Regions from separate parts of the Homo sapiens genome. Here all the other regions are linked to region 3. The links are chromatin contacts, found by Hi-C or POLR2A ChIA-PET in ENCODE. All regions are on one chromosome and are shown on one strand. Each heading gives the region's core, a stretch centred on a gene start or an enhancer-like site at or near the end of the contact. The rest is flanking DNA. Distances are from core to core; before and after follow the strand shown. Region 1 holds the start of ODAD4 (outer dynein arm docking complex subunit 4). Region 2 holds the start of PLEKHH3 (pleckstrin homology, MyTH4 and FERM domain containing H3). Region 3 holds the start of STAT5B (signal transducer and activator of transcription 5B).

Region 1 (3,710 bases), core at 827-3,326, 350 kb before region 3:
AATTACTGAAAAAAAAAAAAGGCTGCTGGGGCCAGGCACAGTGGCTCATGCCTGTAATCCCAGCACTTTGAGAGGCTGAGGCGGGCAGATCACCTGAGGTCAGGAGTTCAAGACCAGCCTGGCCAACATGGTGAAACCTCATCTCTACTAAAAATACAAAAAATTAGCTGGGCATGGTGGTGTGCACCTGTAATCCCAGCTACTCAGGAGGCTAAGGCAGGAGACTAGCTTGAAACCGGGAGGCGGAGATTGCAGTGAGCCGAGATCACATCACTGCACTCCAGCCTGAGTGACAGAGTGAGACTCCACCATAAAAAAAAAAAAAAAAAAGCTGCTGGAGTTCTGATTGGAACTGCACTGAATCTGTAGATCTCTTCCTTGCAGGAGGTTTTTTTCTGATTAATCCTGGTTGCTCCAGCAACAGTCCTCAACTCATCAATGAGCCCACCTTAACTTAGAACAGGACCAGTTTCACTGCAGGTCCTTAAACCTGTTGCTGCTCCTTAAACACCCTGTGAATGTACACACCTCCAGCCTTTGCACATGTTATTTCCTTTTTTTTTTTTTTTTTTGAGACAGGGTCTTGCTTTGTTACACAGGCTACAATGCAGTGGCCCAAACATGGCTCACTGCAGCCTCGACCTCCCACGCTCAAGTGATCCTCCTGCCTCAGCTTCCTGAGTAGCTGGGACTACAGGCACACGCCACCACACCCAGCTCACTTTTGTATTTGTGGTAGAGACAGGGCTTCGCCATGTTGCCCAGACTGGTCTCGAACTCCTGAGCTCAAGCGATCCTCCCACCTCAGTCTCCAAAGTACTGGGATTACAGGCATGAGCCACCACACCTAGCTCTCATTCTCTACTTACGTCTACTGGGCTCCACCATACTCACCCTCAGCTCAAATATTACCCCTCTATGAACATGTCTCTAACCCATCCCAGACCCTGGCTGAATCATTCATTTGCCTGGGTTTCACACCACTTTGTCCTCATCTCCCTCACAGGCACACAGAACTTTTAATTACTAGTTAATATCACTTAAGTGGCCGTTACTTGTTTATACATCTTTCTCCCCTATTAGATAAAACTCCTTCAAGCAGGGACCATATTATTTCTTATATTTTGAATTAAACCTTTTGAGATAATCATAGATTCATATGCAGTTCATAAGAAATAAATACAAAAGAGATCCCATGTACCCTTTTCCCAGTTTCTCCCAATGGTAACATCCTTAAAAACTTTAGTACAATAACACAACCAGAAAATTGACACTGATACAATCCACTGATCTTACTCAAATATCCCCAGTTTTACATGTATGCCGTGTGTGTGTGTGTGTGTGTGCATTTGTAGTTAAAGACATCTTTTTACTATTTAAACTTTAACAATGACATTAGGACGTTTTGGAAGTAACGTAGTAAAGGCAGTTAAGCAAGCTACTTAGGGTATCGTTGGAGCCCAGAAGAAGCACCTAGTCCACTTTTGGAGGAGTGGTGATGGTGAGGGAATGGGGAAGGACGTCAGAATATGCCTTGGTCAAGGCCCGCTACTAGTAGCTGCTCAAATAACTGCGTTAAATTATGTTGAACCCAACGTTATTTTCCATGTTTTCTTATGCAAATCCTCGCATCCCTGAGTGTTCCATTATTTTCATATTTATTTGGCAGGTGGAACATTCGAGGCTGGGAGCCCTTACATGCCCCGCGAGAGGTCACGCAGTTAGGAAGTGACAGGAGCGAAGTCAGCCCAAGTCTGCTGACTCCAAGCCCAGTGCTCTCTCCCCCTAATGGCGGTACGCCGTGCACATATCCTTACCACGTATGCCTCATCCCTATTCGGAACTTTGCCTCCAACCCTCTTCCTGTTTTCTTGGCTGTCTTACAAGGGAGCCTTTTCAGGCAGCAACTCCAGAGAGAACCGCCAGAGCGTGCAACAGCAAACACTAACCAGCCCAGCCGTCAGCCACGCAATCATCACTCCCTGGCCCAGTGCGCGGCAGAACTGGCGCAAGCGCACGCCGGCAGGTTGTACCCAGAATCCGGGCCCTTGCCAGACGGGGGCGGAACCGGAAGTCGCTGTACATCTCATGGTTGCTAAGAAACGGAGCTTCCACAAACCAGATAGAGGTTCTCCAGCTTTTCTTTGATTGTCTCTGCTTTAGCGTCTCTAAATCCGGTCACCATGTCGGACCCCGAAGGCGAGACCTTGCGAAGCACCTTTCCCTCTTATATGGCCGAAGGCGAGCGGCTCTACCTGTGCGGGGAATTTTCTAAAGCCGCGCAGAGCTTCAGCAACGTGAGTCGAGCTCTCAACCTATCCATCACCCCATCACCCGTCACTTTTTTTTTTTTTTTTTTTTTTTTTTTTTGTGACGGAGTTTCGCTCTTGTTGCCTAGGCTGGAGTGCAATGGCACGATCTCGGCTCGCCGCAACCTCCGCCTCCCGGGTTCAAGTGATTCTCCTGCCTCCACCTCCCAAGTAGCTGGGACTACAGGCGCGTGCCACCATGCCCGGCTAATTATTTTGTCTTTTTAGTAGAGATGGGGGTTTCACTGTGTTGGCCAGGCTGGTCTCGAACTCCTGACCTCGTGATCCACCCGCTTCGGCCTCCCAAAGTGCTGGGATTACAGGCGTGAGCCACTGCGCCTGCCCCCTGCCCTCACCTTTTGATTGCAGATAACACTGAGGTCTTGATGATGCCTGGAGGACCCTGTTGTTTCTATTATTCACTGATTTTTGATGGACACACTGCTGTCACAGATAAGCCCTGTGGTTGGCCATTTTCTACCAGTTCCCACTTGCAATCTCCATTCTCTGCGTTAACAGTGACCTTTTCCTCCACTTTTACTTAAATGTTTCATGATTAACCGGCCTCCTTCCACAGAGCAGCCTTACCTTCCCATCATTTGCTGGCAGATTGGATGGGAGGTTGCATGCAGAAGCCTCAATGTCCCCAGCACACCGTTGCTTATAAAAGGTGGCCAGTAAGCAACATATGATTATTATTATCAATTTTGAGACAAAGTTTTGCTATGTTGCCCAGGCTGGAGTGCAGTGGCAAGATCTCAGCTCACTGCAACTTCCGCCTCCCCAGGTTCAAGCGATTTTCCTGCCTCAGCCTAGGGAGTAGTTGGGATTACAGGCATGTCCCACCACGCCTGGCTAATTTTTGTATTCTTAGTAGAGACAGGGTTTCACCATGTTGGCCAGGCTGGTGTCGAACTCCTGACCTCAAGTGATACACCTGCCTCGGCCCCCCAAAGTGCTGGGATTACTGAGGTGAGCTGCTGCACCAACCAGCAACATTATTATAGTAACCCTAGTATAAATTGCATCATCCCACCCTAAGGGGATTGGGTGATGGTTTTTGTTGTTGTTGTTGTTGTTGTTGTTGTTGTTTTGGAGACGTAGTCTTGCTCTGTCTCCAGGCTGGAGTGCAATGGTGCGATCTTGGCTCACTGCAACCTCCACCTCCTGGATTCAAGTGATTCTCCTGCCTCAGCCTCAGGCACACTGCTAAGCAGACTGGATTTTTGTTGTTGTTAAGATGGAGTTTTGCTCTTCTTGCCCAGGCTGGAGTGCAGTGGCGCAATCTCGGCTCACCCCAACCTCCACCTCCCAGGTTCAAGCGATTCTCCTGCCTCAGCCTCCCGAGTAGCTGGGATCCCAGGCATGCACCACCATGCTCGGCTAATTTTGTATTTTTAG
Region 2 (4,033 bases), core at 1,268-3,767, 400 kb after region 3:
CTCAGGACAGGGCTGCTCAGGGGATTGAGGAAGGAGGAGTCACAGAGTGGGGTCGTGACTAGGGTGGAGCACGCTGGAGCCCCTGGGCTCGCCCCTCCCGCCAGTCTTAACAGGACAAGCTCTTCAGAACAGCAGGAGCTAAGGAGCCAAGGCTCCTCTCAGTTACCCTTTGAAAATACAATCAGGGGTAGGGTAGGGTGGAAAGAGCACTGGGCAGAGAGTCAGGAGACCTGGGTTCCAATTCCCGCCCCACCACTAACTCACTGTGGAACCTTGGGCAAGTCTCTTCCCGTCTCCGGGCCTTAGTTTCCCCATCTTTGAAACAGGAGAGGTGAGCTCGTTCTGCCAGGCTCCAAGGCACCCTCTCCTCCTCATTTTCCCTTCTTCCACACTGCCTCCCTGGCCAAGGCAGGACAGGTGGTAGGCACAGAGGTGAATGAAGGGCAGAGGGACCCTTTCAGTATAGGGCTTTCTCCAAAAGCGTCTTACATTCTCCCATAGACACTCCTGAGACTCAATGGTGAGCAGAGACCCTGCCCCTTTGCTGGGGCTTAGGAAGGGCGGGCCAGACTGAGGAATGGCACACCCTCTGGAGGCAGGTGTAGTTCAGGGTTTTGCCCTCCCCCTCCCCCTCCTCCTCCCTTCCCCCTGTCCTGGAACTTCAACTGTAGACTGGGGTCTGAGAGAGGCCACAAACCCAACCCGGAGGCCAGTCAGGCGGGAACCGTGCCATCCTCATATTGCTCCCAGACTGCTAGAGCCAAGAGGGGGAGGTGGGGGAGGGGGCCAGGGACACCTGTCCCCAGGCTCAGGGAAGGGGGGAGTTGAGGTGGAGCATGAGGGAGGCAATGGCCTGGTAAAGCCGACCCTGCCCAAGCTGGAAGCTTGGGGACGCCTGGGTCCTGCACCCTTCCTACGTGAACCTCCACCTATTTTCTGGAAGGTCTGAGTGGGGCTGTCAGCCACACCACATGTGGCAGGTACTGACCACCCTCTTAGGCTAACTCCCCTAATCGCAGTGCCCTGCTTCCCTCCCTCCCCCCTCCTCTATATTTATCCACCCTCCGCCTCCGCCAGGTGCTGGCGCCGGCCCCGGCGGCGCAGCCCGCCCCACCCGGGCACCGAGCCACTGGGCCTGCTGGGGACCCCTGCGCGGGGGATGGGAGCCTGACCCGGGCCACAGCACACGGGAGTCTGGCCGCCAGTGTGCAGGAGGGATGGGGGAGGAGACGTCAAGGGATGGAGGTCTCCCACACCAATCGTGCCTCCGTTTCCCCACGGGGAGATTCGACAAAACCAGGCAGCAGCCCAGTGTCCCTCACCATCCATCCCCTCAGGGGTTTCCCAGGAGCCTCACCCGGGAAAGCCGAGAGTTCTGTCCTGAGTGGCAGGGTAATGAGGAGGGGTCCTCAAAGAGCTCCCACCTCCCTCTCCTTGGGGTCCCCGCCACAGACCCCAATCCTGGGATGACTTCTCCCCCTCGTCCAGGTCTCCGCAGCGGGAGCTCTCGCATCTGGCCTCCGCACTTGCGAACTGGGAGCGGAGGGGGACCCAGGCGTTCGAGCCGCCCAGCCGGCCTCGCCACATTCCTCGGCGCTGGCGGAGGCGGAAGGAGACGGGATGGGACGCGGGCCCAGCGGGGAAGGGAGAGGCAGGGCCAGGTCGGGCCACGCGTGACGCCTCCCCTGCCTCAGGGCCCCCAGCAGGTGGATAGCGCCCAGCCTGCAGCGGGAGGCCCACAGGCACATCCCGAGTAGGGCTGCTGCTCCGAGAGCTCCCGGGGGCTTTGGCCCCCAGGCAAAAAACTCTCCCTCATCCCTAGTTCGCCAAGCGCGCAGCGTGTGGCTGGAGGCTGGAGCGGATCAGCGTGACGGCCGGTTACAGCGAGAGTGATTGAGACGAGGCTCCGAACCCCCGGGACTTACCCTCCCGCCGCCCGCTGGACTCGGGGTCCGCAGCTCAAAGGTTTCCTCGTCCTCGTCCTCGTCCCCGTCCCCGCTAAGCTCGCCGTCCCCGTAGTCCCGGTGCAGAAGAGTGAAGCCTCGACGGCAGCAGAGAAGCCACCATAGTCCCCCGGGGAGAGGCATCCGGGCGAGGAGCTGCGGATGGGGGCGCGGGCAGCCGCGGCCGAGCAGTAGGGGGTCGGAGGAACTGGCGGGGCTCCGACCCGAGCAGGGGAAAGATGAGGTGGGAGGAGCAGAAGGGAGAAGAGGACAGGGAGGAGGCAGTGTCCTGGGCTGGGGTGCAAGGGGACGCTAGCCAGACGCTGAGGGGGGCTCAGTGTCTGGGCCCCCGGAGGGGGGAGGGGGAAAAGCGTCCAGGGCCCCGGGAGAGGAGGGAGCAATGTCCGGAGCTGGGAAGTAGTGTCCGTTGGAGTGTCCAGCCCTGTGGGGGGCAGTGTCCGGTGCAGCGTCCGAGGTGGGCAGTTGTCCAAGCTCCAGGGAGGGTCGTGTCCGGTAGGGCGTCCGGTGGCCGGGGCCCGGGCCGCGCGCGCTGCGCTCCCTGCAGCCCCGGGACTGGCGCGCTGGGGGCGCGAGCACAGAGCTGGGACCCCGCCCCCCCGGCCCCCTCCCTCCCGGGGGGCCCCCCCTCTCTCTTCTTTCTCTCCTCCCTTCTTTACTAGGCAGGGTCCAGGTTTCGTCACAGTCTCCTCTGTCCAATCCCTGTGCCTGGCGCCGGGCGCGGCTACCAATCAGACGGCTGAAACCGCGTTGGGTTGCATCATGTGCCCCTGGCTTGGTGACAGCGGGGAGGGGCGGGGAAACAGGGAGGGAGGGGACGAGGCTATGTTAGCCACGCCCCAGTCTCTGAGGTCGGACGCGGGGTGCTAGTGACGTCACGGAAGCCCGCCTTCAGGCTCTTGTTTTAACTCTTGGCTCACCAACCAATTAAAAACCCTGTTGAGGAGTTTTGGCACAGGACAGAGGAAAACCCAACTGCCGCTCTCTGAACCCCTGTCTCGTCTCAGGGTCCCTGAGAAAGGGAAACGCCTTGGCTACTAAGAGGATGTCCAGACCTGCGAGGACACAGCTCTGGAGGTGGCCCTCCACGTCTGGGGAGAAGGAGTCCAGTTTCTCCAGTTTCTCGGTCTGATTCAGCTCTCCCCCACCCTTTTTTTTTTTTCTTCCAGACAGGGTCTCGCTGTCTTGCCCAGGCTGGGGTGCGGTGGAGCCATTATAGCTTACTACAGCCTCGAACTCCTCGGCTCAAGGGATCCTCCCACCTCAGCCTCTCCAGGAGCTGGGACTACAGGCGTACACCACCATGCCTGGCTAATTTTTTAAATTTATTTTTTGTAGAAATGGAGTCTCACTATGTTGCCCAGGCTGGTCTTTAACTCCTGGGCTCAAGCGATCCTCCCAGCTTGGCTTCCCAAAGTGCTGGGATTACAGGTATGAGCCACTGCACTCGGCCTCACCTCCTTTTCGAGGTGAAGGAGTTGAGGCAGGCACTCTGGGAAGGTGCAGACCTAGGCCGGAAATAAAATCGAATATAGAGCTCACAGCTCACCGAACTCAGCTGGGGAGACTGACTTGGATTCTAAGGAATTCTGTGGTCTCCGAATACAGTGGAGGCCTCTTAGGGCTAATATCCTGCGGCTCTGTATAGGAAGGGGTTAACTCAGGCGCTAGGCGGCCGGGGCGGGGCCGCGGCCTCCGCGGGCGCGCGCGCGCGTTGCTGACTCAGCGGCGATTCCAGAGATCTTGGATGGAGGGTTCCAGGTCGGTCCCCAGTGGCTGGCGTGTGGGACCCTTTGAGGATCGGCGCCGTCTCCGGGCCTTCCCTGGATCCTGGCCCCTAGAGGCCGTGGGGGACCCCTTTTCGCCGCTGCTGCGGGAGGCTCTGAGGACTGCTAGCCTGGGCAGGGCTGGGCTGGGCGGGGAGGGGCGGGGAAGGGCGGGACGGGCGGGGCCGTCAGGCCAGCACCTCCCTTGAGACCTCCTCGCCACGCCCCGCCCTTCTCGACCCTAGACTCCAGGCTGGAGCGGTGGGGACAGCTTTGCTGACCGATATTAAACCGCGAGAACTGTCG
Region 3 (4,077 bases), core at 224-2,723:
ACACCACTTGAAGACTGAAAAAAATGACATAAGCCCAAGTATGATATTCAGTGTCACGCTGGCCCTTTCAAAGGGCATTCCCTGAGGACACTGCAGAGAAAATGTATGGAATTGTATCTAGGCAAAGATCTGTATACTGCACGATGCTTTGGGAAGAGCACGAATCTCAGAGTCCTTGAAGTTTCAATCCCTGGATACTCAACAAACAGCCGTGTCACCTGAGCAGGCCACTTACTCCACCTATCTGGGCCTCAGTTTCCTCATTTGTACAATAAAAGAATGGCATCATCGCTGGGTTCCTTTCCAGCTCTAACATTCTTTGACCCACTTTTGGCACTATTTATTTGATACGAGGTATGGCGGGATCACAGGGACCAAGAAGAAAAGAACTGACTCTGGCTCTTTGGCAAAGAGAGAATCGGTATCTCTTTTAGTCTTTAAAATTCTTGTGCTTTTCATTAATCCCGTCTTTCTAAAAGCTGACACTTGGTTTTCTTCTTTGGCTTTTCCATCACTGCTGGCTACAAGTGTTTGCAACCGCCTCTTGCTCCGTGTGAGTTCTTTCCTCTTTGTTCACCCCGACCATCTTGCCAGATTCCTTTAGCCTCAGACCAGCTTTTGTGATACAACTCCCCTTCCGACTCTCCATATCTACCCCCCGACACCAGGAGCACTTTTAACCCTTTATCCCTGACTAGAAAGAAAAAGCACACTGCATCCCACGGCCACACGCACGAGCCCAGGCCTGGCGGGTCCTGATGTGGGATCCCGCCCCCCAGAGTCTTATCGAAACGTTCGTATTTGTTGTCTTGATTCCTTATAAGGCCCTGTTTCTTGAAGCTTTGCTAATACCCCCCACCGCACCAGGCACCCCCGCAGGCTCATCCCATCCCCGGAGTCCCGGGAACCTCTTTTGAAAGAAAGAAGTTAAAGCAAGGAAGACGGCTGGGGATATTCGGAATTGCAACGTGAAGGTGTGAGGCGGCTGACAGCAGCCCCCTGAGCTCCTATGGGGTCGGCGCGGGGTCCCCACACACCCACTCAGCACACGCGCACGCAGCCTTTAAAGCGCACGCCCCCCGCGGCGCCGCGGCGTTCGCAAGTCCCCCTCGCGCACCCCGCATTGCCCTCAGCCTCCCCGGCAGCCAACCCGGACCCCCTCTCCCCGCGCGCGCCCCTCGCCCAGCGCGCAACCACCGCGGCCCGGGAGTGATGGCGGCGGCGCGGCCCTGACGGGCGGCTGAGCGGCTGGAGCGCGGGCCCCGCCCGGGCTGGCTCCCCGGCCTGGCTCCCCCGGCCCCGGGCCCAGGGCTCGCCCCGCAGCTCCTACCTCGCTCGGCCCCTCGGGCGCCCGCGGCTGCTCCGGCCCAGCTGTCTGGCTTGCCCGCCCGCCCGCTCGCTCCCTCCCTCGGCCGGGCCGCCGCGCGGAGTTGCCTGCGCTGGGTCCCCGCCCGGGGTGACGGCTCCGGCCGCCGACTCTCCTCCCGCCGGGGCCCGCGGGGGCGCGCGCGCCGCTCACGCGCGGAGGCCCAGGGACGCGCGCCGCTGGCAACCCGGAGCGCGCCCCGCTTCCTGGTTCCGCCCGGCGCGCGCTCGCTAGCCCGCTGTCCCTCGCGCCCCCTCCGCGACCGCCCTTGAAGGACCCGGACCCCCTCGGCACACCCGAGGTGGCGGCGCGCTCGGCGGTGCCGGTGCCGGCGCCGCGCGCACCCCCTTTCTGCGGCGGTGGGGTGTCTTCCCGGCTCGGCTCCCTAGCCGACGCCGCACCGCAAGCACATGCTGCTTTGTTTGGGTTGGGTCGACCACCACTAGCAGGGCTAGGGCGCACTGTCGTGGTCGTTTTGGTTGGCCCCCTCCGCGGCCCGCCCACCTCTCTCCCTGGGAGCCCAGGCCCGCGTTCCGGGTCCTCTCCCGCCGAGGCCGAGGTCAGAAGTCCACAGGGGCCCCGATCAATAATTATCCTGGGTTTGCCCCCGGGAGGGCGTCTCAGCCAGGGCTCCTGCCGCCTGCATGGGCACGGCAGGAATTCACATTCGCCCAGGCCGAATTCACCTGTCCGAGTTCCAGGGTGAACCTACGGGGGACGGGGCGCCTGGGGCCGGTTCCCTTCCTGGGAAAATCTGGCTGGCTCCCACCAGTCAGAGCTGCGGGAGGGACTGCTCTCTCTAGAGAAGAAAGAATAAACAGGGTCATCTGTAGGATCCAGGGGAAGGGGGTCCCCCAGATCCTTTCCACGTGCTGAGGAGGGGGTTGCGGTTGTGGGAAGCCAGGCTGAGTCACCCACTCTCCTTTCCTCTGCTACGTCTATCTCCCGGAGCTGGCCAGCGGTTTCCCTGGCAACCCTCCAAGGGCTAGCACTAAAGCAAGACATAGGAAAGCTCCAGAAGCCAAGCTGCAGGGGCCAAAAGAGAGAGAAGGACCCCTCCCGCCCCCACTCAGACACACAGAGCTCCCCTGTGTGTATGCAAAACGTTCATGTCCAGAGATGGCCCAGAGCTGCAAGTTCTCCCATAGTCCTCCCTGGGCAGCTCTTTCCAGCGGCCTTCTCTTCACCTCCAGAATGACACCAGCCACAAAGGTCTCCAGCTGGTCAAAAAACCCTTCTCCGCTACCCAGGCCACTGCTGCAGTCCCATACTCTGGGCCAACACCTGGCACAGTGCTTTGCACAGAGTAGGTTCAGGGAGCTTGGAGGCCAGAGAAGGAAGCAGGAAGCAGGATGGATGCGCCAACCAACCCCGAGCTCTCTGGCAATCTCCCTGACAGTTACTGCCCATGATGTTTTGACACTCAGGTGCTCCATGTTCTCCATATTTCTCTTTTATCTTTTCTTTTTCTTTTCTTTTTTTTTTTTTTTGAGACGGAGTCTCTCTCTGTTGCCCAGGCTGGAGTGAAATGGTGCGGTCTCAGCTCACGGCAACCTCCACCTCCTGGGTTCAAGTGATTCTCCTTCCTCAGCCTCCTGAGTAGCTGGGATTACAGGCGCACACCACCACATCCGGCTAATTTTTGTATTTTTGTAGTAGAGACGGGGTTTCACCATGTTGGCCAGGCTGGTCTCGAACTCCTGACCTCGTAATCTGCCCGCCTCAGCCTCCCAAAGTGCTGGGATTACAGGCATCAGCCACCGCACCTGACTCATGTTTCTCTTTCTTGTGAGCTTTCATCCCTGCACACATGCTATTCCCTCTGCCTGGAATGTCCTGCCTTCTTGATGTCTGCCCTTCGGTGACATTTGCTTCAGGCAGCATGACCTCCCTCCTTGTTTCCCACCGCGTTATTCATGCCTCTATTACAGCACTTCTTGTGTTGAAGGACAATTTCATGTTTTCATGTTTCTGTCTCTGTCCCCAAGGGCAGACGCAATATGCTATTCACTTTTAAATCCTCCTACTCGTGTTCAAGCCCAGAACAGACACTCAATAAATATTTTTGGAACAAATGCTATGCTCTAGGAATGCAAATGGAGGTTACAAGGACTATGCAGTCATTAAGAGGACAGGGTCTAGCCCGGTGTGGCGACACACACCTGTGGTCCCAGCTACTGAGGAGGCTAAGGTGGGAGGATCACTTGAGCCTGGGAGGTCAAGGGTGTGATGATTTTTTTTTATTTTTATTTTTTGGAGACAGTCTCACAGAAAAAGGTCTCATGGTGTGGTGGCACAATCACAGCTCAAGGCAACCTCCTGGGCTCAAGCAATCCTCCTGCCTCAGCCTTATGAGTAACTGGGACCACAGACGTGCACCACTACTCCCAGATTAATTTTTTAAAATTATTTGTAGGCCGGGCACGGTGGCTCACGCCTGTAGTCCCAGCACTTTGGGAAGCCAAGGTCGGTGGATCACGAGGTCAGGTGTTCCAGACCAGCCTGGCCAATATGTTGAAACCCTGTCTCTACTAAAAATACAAAAATTAGCTGGACGTGGTGGTGCGCGCCTGTAGTCCCAGCTACTGGGGAGGCTGAGGCAGGAGAATTGCTTGAACCCGAGAGGCAGAGGTTGCAGTGAGCCGAGATCACGAAACTGCACTCCAGCCTGGGGCGACAGAGTGAGACTCCATCTCAAAAAAAAAAAAATA

Evidence for each region. Hi-C counts contacts between places; a loop is a spot of excess contacts on that map. ChIA-PET counts read pairs that join two places held with the same protein, here RNA polymerase II (POLR2A). Pooled maps may share reads with other maps.
Region 1: a pooled map shows a loop between it and region 3 (3-fold over the local background). The contact joins the promoter of ODAD4 here to the promoter of STAT5B in region 3. A Hi-C loop is called at or near these places in 1 of 37 single-sample maps with no recorded cell type and 4 of 50 pooled maps. POLR2A ChIA-PET finds 5 or more read pairs at or near these places in 5 of 52 experiments (GM12878, H1, activated CD4-positive, alpha-beta T cell and 2 more).
Region 2: a loop to region 3 is called in a pooled map, with 10 times the contacts of the local background. The contact joins the promoter of PLEKHH3 here to the promoter of STAT5B in region 3. A Hi-C loop is called at or near these places in 10 of 37 single-sample maps with no recorded cell type and 15 of 50 pooled maps. POLR2A ChIA-PET finds 5 or more read pairs at or near these places in 4 of 52 experiments (B cell, BJ, Caco-2 and 1 more).

Annotation. Positions count from the first base shown.
Region 1 is chr17:41,928,541-41,932,250 of GRCh38, forward strand. ODAD4 (outer dynein arm docking complex subunit 4) reads left to right here and starts at 2,077. Exons shown (of 12, transcript NM_031421.5): 1 at 2,077-2,297. The coding sequence starts at 2,184. It also overlaps a transcript of ACLY not described here. RefSeq lists enhancers at 1,200-2,103, 1,816-1,905, 2,086-2,185.
Region 2 is chr17:42,674,477-42,678,509 of GRCh38, forward strand. It overlaps PLEKHH3 (pleckstrin homology, MyTH4 and FERM domain containing H3), which reads right to left and starts at 2,518. Exons shown (of 13, transcript NM_024927.5): 1 at 1,926-2,518. The coding sequence starts at 2,087. RefSeq lists silencers at 1,019-1,178, 2,299-2,358, 2,449-2,698, 3,559-3,638, 3,989-4,033 and enhancers at 2,809-2,908, 2,929-2,978, 3,109-3,188, 3,169-3,670, 3,671-4,033.
Region 3 is chr17:42,274,918-42,278,994 of GRCh38, forward strand. It overlaps STAT5B (signal transducer and activator of transcription 5B), which reads right to left and starts at 1,474. Exons shown (of 19, transcript NM_012448.4): 1 at 1,331-1,474. RefSeq lists a silencer at 1,107-1,716.